Regions from separate parts of the Homo sapiens genome. Here region 2 is linked to region 1. Evidence: chromatin contacts called from ENCODE Hi-C data. All regions are on one chromosome and are shown on one strand. Each heading gives the region's core, a stretch centred on a gene start or an enhancer-like site at or near the end of the contact. The rest is flanking DNA. Distances are from core to core; before and after follow the strand shown.

Region 1 (4,682 bases), core at 1,119-3,618:
ATAAATTTCTGTAATTTCTAAGCCACACAATCTATGGTACTTTGTTATAGCAGCCCAAACTGACTCAGACCCTCAGAAAAGGCTGATGGGGAAAAACCATCCTGGAAAGTAAATAGTCAAGAGGACCTTGTAAGAGCAGACATGAGAAAACTCCCCACCCCAGTAGATTCACTAGAGACGCAGCTCTCAACTCCTTGTACCAAGACCCATAGGAATGATACACTTTACATCATACCCCTATAAACATGTACATGTGTAATTGATTAAAGTTTCATAAAGTAATATTTACTCACTATGTGCAATGCACATTGATATTTCATATTCTGTTCTGTTTTTTAAATGCTGGCCACAACCCCACACAAATTGATTTCTAGACCTTAATAGTCTCTAATCAGCAGTGTAAACAACTCTCATTAGAGGGAGAGAACCCTTAAGAGGAAGGGGAAACCTTGGGTTTCACAGGCATGAACAGCAGTGTTTCTTCTCTCTGAGATATGCCTCCCATACCCACAGCCCCTTTTTTTTCATCATACTGGGATCCTATATTCCTGATTGCCTACTTTCCAGGTGAGTTATCTCCTCTGGAGTTCCCACCTCTCTACTGGATCTCTTATGTAACCACCTGATATGGTTTGGCTGTGTCCCCACCCAAATCTCATCTTGAATTGTAGCTCCCATAATTCCCATGTGTTGTGGGAGGGACCCGGTGAAAGAAAATTGAATCGGTTTCCCCCATACTGTTCTCAAGGTAGTGAATAAGTCTCACAAGATCTGACAGTTTCGTAAGGGGTTTCCCCCTTTCCTTGGCTCTCATTCTCTCTTGCCTGCTGCCATGTAAGATGTGCCTTTCACCTTCTGCCATGATTGTGAAGCCTCCCCAGCCTCATGGAACTGTGAGTCCATTAAACCTCTTCTTTCTTTATAAATTACCCACTCTCAGGTATGTTTTTATCAGCAGTTTGAAAACAGACTAATACACTATCCTCAATGCCTTTCTAATTCTACCCATTGTACATGGATTGGACTCCTCAATGCCAACTCCATTCATGAAATACTTTCCAAGCCCTTTCATACCCAGCATGTACAAATTGTCCCCAGCACCTTCTTAACAAGTATGTCTGAATAACAGAAAACTACAATAATAATGCATGTCAGAATTATATGATGTAAAGATGTGTCTGTCACTGCTACCAGCTCTATCTATACCTCTTTCTCTGTAATCCTTATAACCATCTGACACATTAGGTCACATAGCTATTTAGCGGTGGACTTGAGCTTCGAATCCAGGTGTTCTTGGGAAACTTGCAGATCATAGAGAAGCATGAACACAAAGAATAAGTGTGGCCTTCCAGTGGTGGGGGCAGGGTGTCATGAGACACAGAGCAGTGGTAGGTCTTATGCAGAGCCTCTTTAGGGTTTTACACCACTGGTAGAAGAATCTGTCTCTAGACCGAAGAGTTCAAACCGAGAGACTTCTTGCTTTCTCACAAAGACAGGCTTCTGGCCATTTAGCTGCTGGGCTTTTCATCAGCCTTGAGGAATGAGAGACCTTTGTGGAGCTCTTGTTTCTAGGCGTGAGAGCAGGGGAGAGGCTGAAAAGCATCTGACATTCCTGGCGTCCCATTCTCTAGACAAGAGGGGACACTCATAAGGGCCTAAATACCTGTCCAAAGGCTTCAGTCACAATCCCTACTCTGTAAGGAAAATCTTGGCATCATTTCATCCCATACAACTAAGAAGAAAGATATATATCATGATAGCATATGGATGTGTTAACCATCTTCCCCCATTTTCACGTTTTAAGAATTTTAGGGCCGTGCATGGTGGCTCACGCCTGTAATCCCAGCACTTTGGGAGGCTAAGGCTGGCAGATCACAAGGTCAGGAGATCGAAACCATCCTGGCCAACATGGTGAAACCCCCGTCTCTACTAAAATACAAAAAATGAGCCAGGCGAGGTGGTGTGCGCTTGTAGTCCCAGCTACTCGGGAGGCTGAGACAAGGGAATTGCTTGAACCCAGGAGGCAAAGGTTGCAGTGAGCCAAGATCATGCCACTGCACTCCAGCCTGGCGACAGAGCAAGACTCTGTCTCCAAAAAAAAAAAAAAAAATTTTAGGTCTGGGGTGAGTTGGAGTATTGCTGAGGAGAACCTTTCTCAAGGGCAGGGCTCTCGGAGATCATGTTCTCATGGGTCCCCGGGACCGGTCCTCAGGCTCGCTAGTTTAAGGTGAGTGGAGTGGTCTCTAGGAGCAGAGCATGATAACAACGCTAGGTCACTCATTTACAACGGACTGTAATAAACTACCTTTTTCCTTCCACCAGGGGGCACCATTCACATAGACTTCAACAGCAGTGGCATCAACAGGCCTACAAAGTGGTGGTGGTAAAAAACACACTTGAGACCATCATATGTATCTGAAATCAGATACGATACCTGAAAAACATAAATCAAATTAATGCTCATATGGTTGCTTGCTGTCCAAGGAATTCAAAGCAAAGGTGGAAACTGACCCTTACATCACTTCTTCCTTCTAGATGAATAGCATCAGCTACATTTTCTTTCCCATTATGTAATGTTTCTATTCTGACCACCCACCTGTGATGGACATAGTCTTTTTAGATGTGTTAGTTTTAATATTAGTCAAGACTTAGTCTCAACCGTTCTCTATTAAGTGACTTTGCAGATATCTGATGTCATCTCCATTAATGCAGATTTTCATGTCAGATTCAGCTCTGAGTTCACCTTAATGCGGTGGTGGTTCCCATAGTGTAGTGCCCAGGCCCCCGCATCAACATCACTTGGGAACTTGTTAGAAAGGCAAGTTCCTGGTTCCCAACTCAGACCTACCTACCAAGTCAGAAATCTAAGTGTGGGGCCTGCAATCTGTGTTTTTACAAGCCTAACAGGGGATACTAATGCATGCTAAAGTTTGAGAACCACTGACTTAATATACAGTTTCCAACCCGGATGACACTAGAAACAACTACGGGACTTTACAAAAATATGGGTGTCCTGGCTTCCCCCAGAGCCACTAGGGTAGTGGAAACAAATGTCACTATCAAATGGATCTGGGTTTGAATTCTGGTTTTGTCACTCACCAGCTATGTGCCTTGTGGAGGCTCCATCTTCTCATCTGTAAAGTAAAAGTCATCGGACCTGCCTTGTAGGAAGGTGTAGGAGGGGAAGGTTCAGCAAATGCCTCATAGAGAGATTGACTCATAGTACATCTTCTTCCTTGGCCTCCACCGCAACTAGAATCTTATTCACCCGGCCTGTGAGGGTACAGTTCTCACCTTGCCCCAGAATCACCAGGTGAGAATGATTTGCTAGACCCGCTTTCTGAAGTTTCACAAATGGACAAACATTTTCACAGCTGTTACTGGGATTTTGCCATAAATCAGCAGGAACACACCCGAGATCTGACAAAGCTATTTCAAACTCTAGATCAATGAGGAGGGAAGTTGCTATGAAGCCGGGTTTGCCAACTGAGAGCATTGTAATTGTTCGAGTTGCTCTTGGGATCTAGCTCAGATTCCTGCTGACACCAGAGAAGTGAAGAATGAAAATAGTTGCCTAGAAAATCAGAAGCAGCTCCCCAAGTTACCTGCCACATACAGGTTTGTTTTTCCTTAATTATCTAGGTAATTGCTTTGCTTCCTCTACCTGCCTTTACCAAGAGATGCCTGGCCAGAAGAGCGAGGAATTAAAGTACCTGTGGAGGCTGCCCACCGAGTGAAGCTGCAGGCTGCCCATCCCATCGCAGTAGCTCCTTAGTTGTCAGTAGGTTGTTTCTATGAATGCCCCCTCCATCAGAAACCAATGAGGTTTTTCCAATTAATCTAAATCCCTGCTCTTGTGGAACTGGTGCGGAGACAGTGGTTAAATGCTAAATTGTCAGCCCAAAGTCAAATCCTTTTATTTAAAAACATAATATGCAGAATGGCTTCCTAAAACAAAAATTGGGAAAATTGTTAACATAGAGACTTCCAGGTTTTGCCAAGGGTACAACTGTTTTCTTAAACACAGTTTTTAACAATTACGTACAAATCAAACCAAAGTTCATCCAACCCACTCTCTGAATTAGTCTCAGTACAATGCGCATAGACAGCTATCACTAGAGTTAGTGAATATTATGGGAAAAATTAGAGGCAAAAGTTGAGACTGGAGCCGGTGAGAGTTAACAAAAACACTATTTATATAGAGAAAAATACATTTTAGAGAAGTATAAACATACTGCTTGGCATCAACATAAAAGCCCAAGTGCAAGTCAAAGGTAACCCAAAAGGCTCATAGGTCCTCAGACTACAGAAACCCCCCTACTGATGGCAACAGAAGGTCTGGCCTTCCACATGCTACTTCCTTAGTGTTTGTGGGGGAAAAAAAAATCCCACTGTATAAATTAGAATAGGCCAGATCATGCTACAGTAACAAATAACCCCAAAGTCTCAGTAGCTTACAACCACAAAGGTTTACCTCTTTCCCACTGTATTCAGGGTTTTCCAGAGAAACAGAACCAATAAGGGATTTAATAGAGAGAGAGGGGATGAGGGGGAGAGATAGTGATATGGTTTGGCTCTGTGTCCCCACCCAAATCCCACCAGGAACTGTAATCCCCATAATCCCCATGTGTCAAGGTCAGGACCAGGTGGAGGTAATTGGATCATGGGTGCAGTTCCCCCAA
Region 2 (4,901 bases), core at 94-2,593, 490 kb after region 1:
CCATGTTTTTACATGGATTAGATGGACATACACTAAATCCATAAGAGCCTTGGAGAGAATGTTACACAATTAAACTGAAGGCAAATAGAGAAAGAACATCCATCTTATTTGTAATATTTTAGTTCTTGTATTTAAAAAATATTTTAAGGAAACATGAGAAAATACTGTCATTTCTGGGTTTAAAACTTGGGGTTTTGAAATTTGTAACCCAGCCGGGTGCGTTAAAGGCTCACACCTGTAATCTCAGCACTTTGAGAGCCCAAGGCGGGTGGATCACCTGAAGTCAGCAGTTTGAGACCAGCCTGGCCAACATGGGGAAAATCCGTCTCTACTAAAAATACAAAAATTAGGCAGCCGTGGCTGCAGGCGCCTGTAATCCCAGCTACTCCGGAGGCTGAGGCAGGAGAACCGCTTGAACCTGGGAGGCAGAGGTTGCAGTGAGCCTAGCTCGCGCCACTGCACTCCAGCCTGGGGGATACAGCGAGACTCTGTCTCCAAAAAAAAAAAATACATAAGTAGAAATAAAATAAAATAAAATTTGTACCTCAAATACTTTTCTGTATTTTTATTTCTCAAATTTAAAAAACGAGCTGTAAAAATGTTTCATTGCGAAACAAATTTCAGAAATTGACTCAAAAAGAATGCAAATACTTGAATAGTCTAATAACTTACAGATGTTCCAAAACATCAAAGATCCATTCACTCAAAAAGGCACCAAGCCCAGCCAGTTTTAAGGCTTTCTACCTAATGTTCCAGAAACAGTGTCCTAACTCACATAACGAGGGTAGCGTAATCTTGGTAAAAAAAAACGGAGCCAGATTATTAGCCTCCCCAATTCAGCAGTGTATTAAACCGCATCATCTTGCTTAAGGTTTATAAAAAGAGTGCATTCATGATTCATCAGGAAGGCAATTTATAAAGTACAGTAAAAAAACGAGGAAAGTCTTCATCTTTATAGCGTAAAGCTTAAAGTTCAGCTGACAAAAAAACAGTAAAATTTATTATGTATTTTTTCAAATCCTTGCAAACTAGGAATAAAACAGAATTTCCAAATATCATTAGAATGAAGAAAGAACATTCACCTTAGTCAAAAACAACTCAGAATGCCCACTATCAGGTTCTAGTTCACAGAATAAAATTTAAATGTTCCAAAGAAGAAAGCAAATGTCAATAGTCACGGATTATACAACTGTCTACTTAGCAATTTCAAGGAGAGCCACTGACAAATTTAGAATTAAGACCCAACAACAACACACTGGTCGCCCGGGACGCCAGCCCCACTCCTAGGCCTGCGCATGAGGGTGAGGGCATGCGCATGCGCATGCGCACGCCCTGCGCACGCGCATGGAACGCAGCGAAGGACTATGGCAGGGGAGAACTTCGCTACGCCGTTCCACGGGCACGTGGGCCGCGGCGCCTTCAGCGACGTGTACGAGCCCGCGGAGGACACGTTTCTGCTTTTGGACGCGCTGGAGGCAGCGGCTGCCGAACTGGCAGGGTGCGAGGAGGGGAGGGGCTCTGACGGGAAAGGGTTGCGGCTTTCTGAAGAAGTGCGGTGGAGGAGGGCCGGAACGGTGACTATCACCGCCCTGAGCCGGAGCAGGCGGGGTCCACTTGCAGATGATTGACAGCCAGGACGCCGTAATTGAGAATTTTCCTGTAGCTACAAGTAATGAGTGTGCCGGGGACGCATCTCCTTTGCCAGGGGGCTGCTCTGTCTCATGAGCTCCCTGACTGCTTACCATGCAAAGGCGTATCTTTTCCTGTCGCCTGTTAATCTGAAGAACACATGTCCCTGAGAGAAGCGATAGTATAACACGTTTGGAAACAAAATATTCCGGAAACATTGCTTATTAATATTTTTAAAGTATTACATATTAAAATTGCATGGTATTATTTGATTTACTCAGCACATAGAAAGCACCCTTAACAAACATGAAAGAAAGTTGTGTTACTGGAGTGGGGAAATATTTTTAAACCCACTGAATAGCATACTCTAGCACCAGCCAGTCCTCACATGTGGCTACAGAGCGCTTGAAATGTGGCTAGTGCTATTGAGGAACTGAATTTTTCATTTAATTGTTACCAAAAAAAAGTTACATGCAGCTAGCAGACAATAGTCTACCCTAGCACTTTATTTAAATGGATTTATTGAAGTGATCGCCATCAATTTTAAATTAATAGCAGAAGGAATGAATACTGACATTGTGATTTTTAAATGTAAGGAATTTGGGTTGTTAGATTTGTTTGAAGATAAGATGAACTGGGTTTTCTCAGGATGGAACAAACAGCTTTCAGGTTTCAAAGATCTATATTGTATTTATTTATCCCTCTTAAACTTGGTCATATTTCTCCAGTATAAAATGTCCCAGCTCTTATTAAACTAGTCTTTCATTGTAGATGATGGAACTTTTGGATCTACTGGAATATACAGTGGAACAGTACTGTTTTATAACTTGTCTTTTCTTCTCAAGATAGCCCAGAAAGATTTACAAGCACAAATTGCACTGCAAAGTATGCTGTAAAAGGAGCTGATTTTGTTATAAAGTCTTGGGTTATTTCTAGTTTGGAATTCTAATTATTTATGAGACCATGATAGTTATTTTCAAAGAGAAGCCACCTGGTGAGATTCTCAGACCTTACTACCACCTAATAAAGACTTGTCAGATGTGTAGACTGGTTCCAAAAGTTTAAAACCTCTGGAGCTTGTCACTGGGTAGTTGTTTTGGGAGTTCAGTGCTAAAAATTTCCCTAAATGCCATCAAGCTGATCTTTTTAATGGGGATGATTTATGCTTTTGATGCATGTATAACATTATAGAGGGCTGGCACTGTGGTTCGTGCCTATAGTCCTAACTACTTGGGAGGCTGAGGTGGGAGGATCACTTGAGCAAGCCCAGGAGTTAAAGGCAGCAGTGAGCTGTGATGGCACCACTGCACTCTAGCCTAGGTGACAGAGCAAGAGCCTGTCTCTAAAAAAGAAGCAACTTCCAAGATTATAGGCAAGAAAATAAATTTAATGGAAAGATAAAGTACAGTAGAATGAAGATTTTATAGTTAACAGCATTCTAAGATGGTTAACATTCAAAGATCAGATACTATTTTCCCAATTAGCATATAGCTGTCCAGAAAAAGAATTTTTGTCCTGCTCTATTATTGGGGGACCTTTTAATTCTCTAGGATATACTGATGGCTCTATGAATGTTAGGTATTAAAAATGATAGAGGAACTTTTTTCAAAAATAAATTTTGTAATAATACAAACTTTATTTTAGGAAATACTAAGCTAGGAGCTCCTTGTGCGAAGGAATGATGTCTTTCACATTAATATTTCCAACCCTAGATTAACATTTTTCCATACTTTTTAATGTAATGGTTTGTTGAAATTAACTGAAAGCCATGTTTGGTAATAGATAACTTTTATGGACTTATATTACGTACCCAAAATATTAGTAATTTTGAGTTATGCAATATTAAGTACAAAGTAGTTGTCAGAAATTATAAATTTCTATTTTCATATATTTGCAGGTGAGTGATGATGCTAGAGAAATATATATGCTAGAAATAACACTAGCATGAGAGTTTTCTGTGAAGAGTATTTTGATTCTACTATACTAATATTTATTTATTTTTTTTTCAGAGTGGAAATATGCCTGGAAGTAGGGTCAGGGTCTGGTGTAGTATCTGCATTCCTAGCCTCTATGATAGGCCCTCAGGCTTTGTACATGTAAGTATATCATATTCATCTAGATCTTCCACTGACAGGTTAACTATGATAACTCTAATGAAATAATTTTTAAAGAGACAGTATGTATCTTATAGTATTTAAGCATAGCAAAAACTCAGATTACAAACTATGCTTCCCTAAAAATTATTCATGTTCAAACTGCTCCATCATACTACGTAATTGTAGAAGCAGCATAATTTTAGATCATCTCTAAATTTGATTTCTTAGCTAAGTAATTTGATATCATAAGACATTTAAAGTTGCTTAAATTTATAGAAGATTGGGAATGTAGAAAAGTATAAAGAAGAAAATTAAAATCACCTATAAATTTTACCATACATGGTCCAACTGTGTTTCCTTCTGTTTTTTTTCATTTCCTGTGTTTTTAATTTAATTTCGTCTCATAAACATTTTCCTATCAAAAATTCCTTTTAAATTTCATTTTTGGTGGCTGCATAGTACTCCTTCATTGGATGTATAATTCATAAATTCCTTCAGATGTCTGTGCATGTATGTGTATTCTTCTACTCTTGGACATTGTATCAATATAACAGTCTTTTTCATCAATAGAACAAATCCTTGTTCTCTTTTTCTTTGCCATTATTGAATACGTTCTAATTTTTTTTTTTCTAAATCTGTTCTGTGTAGAATTAATGGAACATACCTTGATATTACTCAGTAACAGATTTGCCTTATGGACATAGGATATAGTTTCCTTCCATTTCTGTTTATAGGTGCACTGATATCAACCCTGAGGCAGCAGCTTGTACCCTAGAGACAGCACGCTGTAACAAAGTTCACATTCAACCAGTTATTACAGATTTGGTAAGATAATCTTTGTCCAGTAATAATTTTCTTTTCAAATAAAGTTAAGATGCTTTAGGTCAAAGAAACTTTGGTAAGTAATTAACTTTTGACCCACTAAGCAGTATACCATGTACAAAGTAAATTCTTTGTTGATGTAATCCACCTTTTCCACAATTCAGGCCTCTTTCAGTCAGAAGTGATAGTGAACCCAGTTCAAACTGGCTTAAATTTAAAAAATTAGTCCGGGTACAAAGGCTCACGCCTTTAATCCCAGTACTCTGGGATGCTGAGGTGGGATGATTGCTTGAGCCCAGGAGTTCAAGACCAGCTTGTACAATATAGTGAGAACTCGTCTCTACAAAAAATAAA

What was found. A loop is a pair of places that touch in the nucleus more often than their neighbours do. Pooled maps may share reads with other maps.
Region 2: a loop to region 1 is called in a pooled map, with 7 times the contacts of the local background. The contact joins the promoter of HEMK2 here to the promoter of BACH1-IT2 in region 1. A Hi-C loop is called at or near these places in 10 of 50 pooled maps.

The regions. Positions count from the first base shown.
Region 1 is chr21:29,370,187-29,374,868 of GRCh38, reverse strand. BACH1-IT2 (BACH1 intronic transcript 2) reads right to left here and starts at 2,368. Exons shown (of 2, transcript NR_046564.2): 1 at 2,306-2,368; 2 at 889-1,627.
Region 2 is chr21:28,881,809-28,886,709 of GRCh38, reverse strand. HEMK2 (HemK methyltransferase 2, ETF1 glutamine and histone H4 lysine) reads left to right here and starts at 1,343. Exons shown (of 6, transcript NM_013240.6): 1 at 1,343-1,498; 2 at 3,639-3,725; 3 at 4,460-4,550. The coding sequence starts at 1,365. RefSeq lists enhancers at 926-1,484, 1,430-1,489, 1,485-2,044.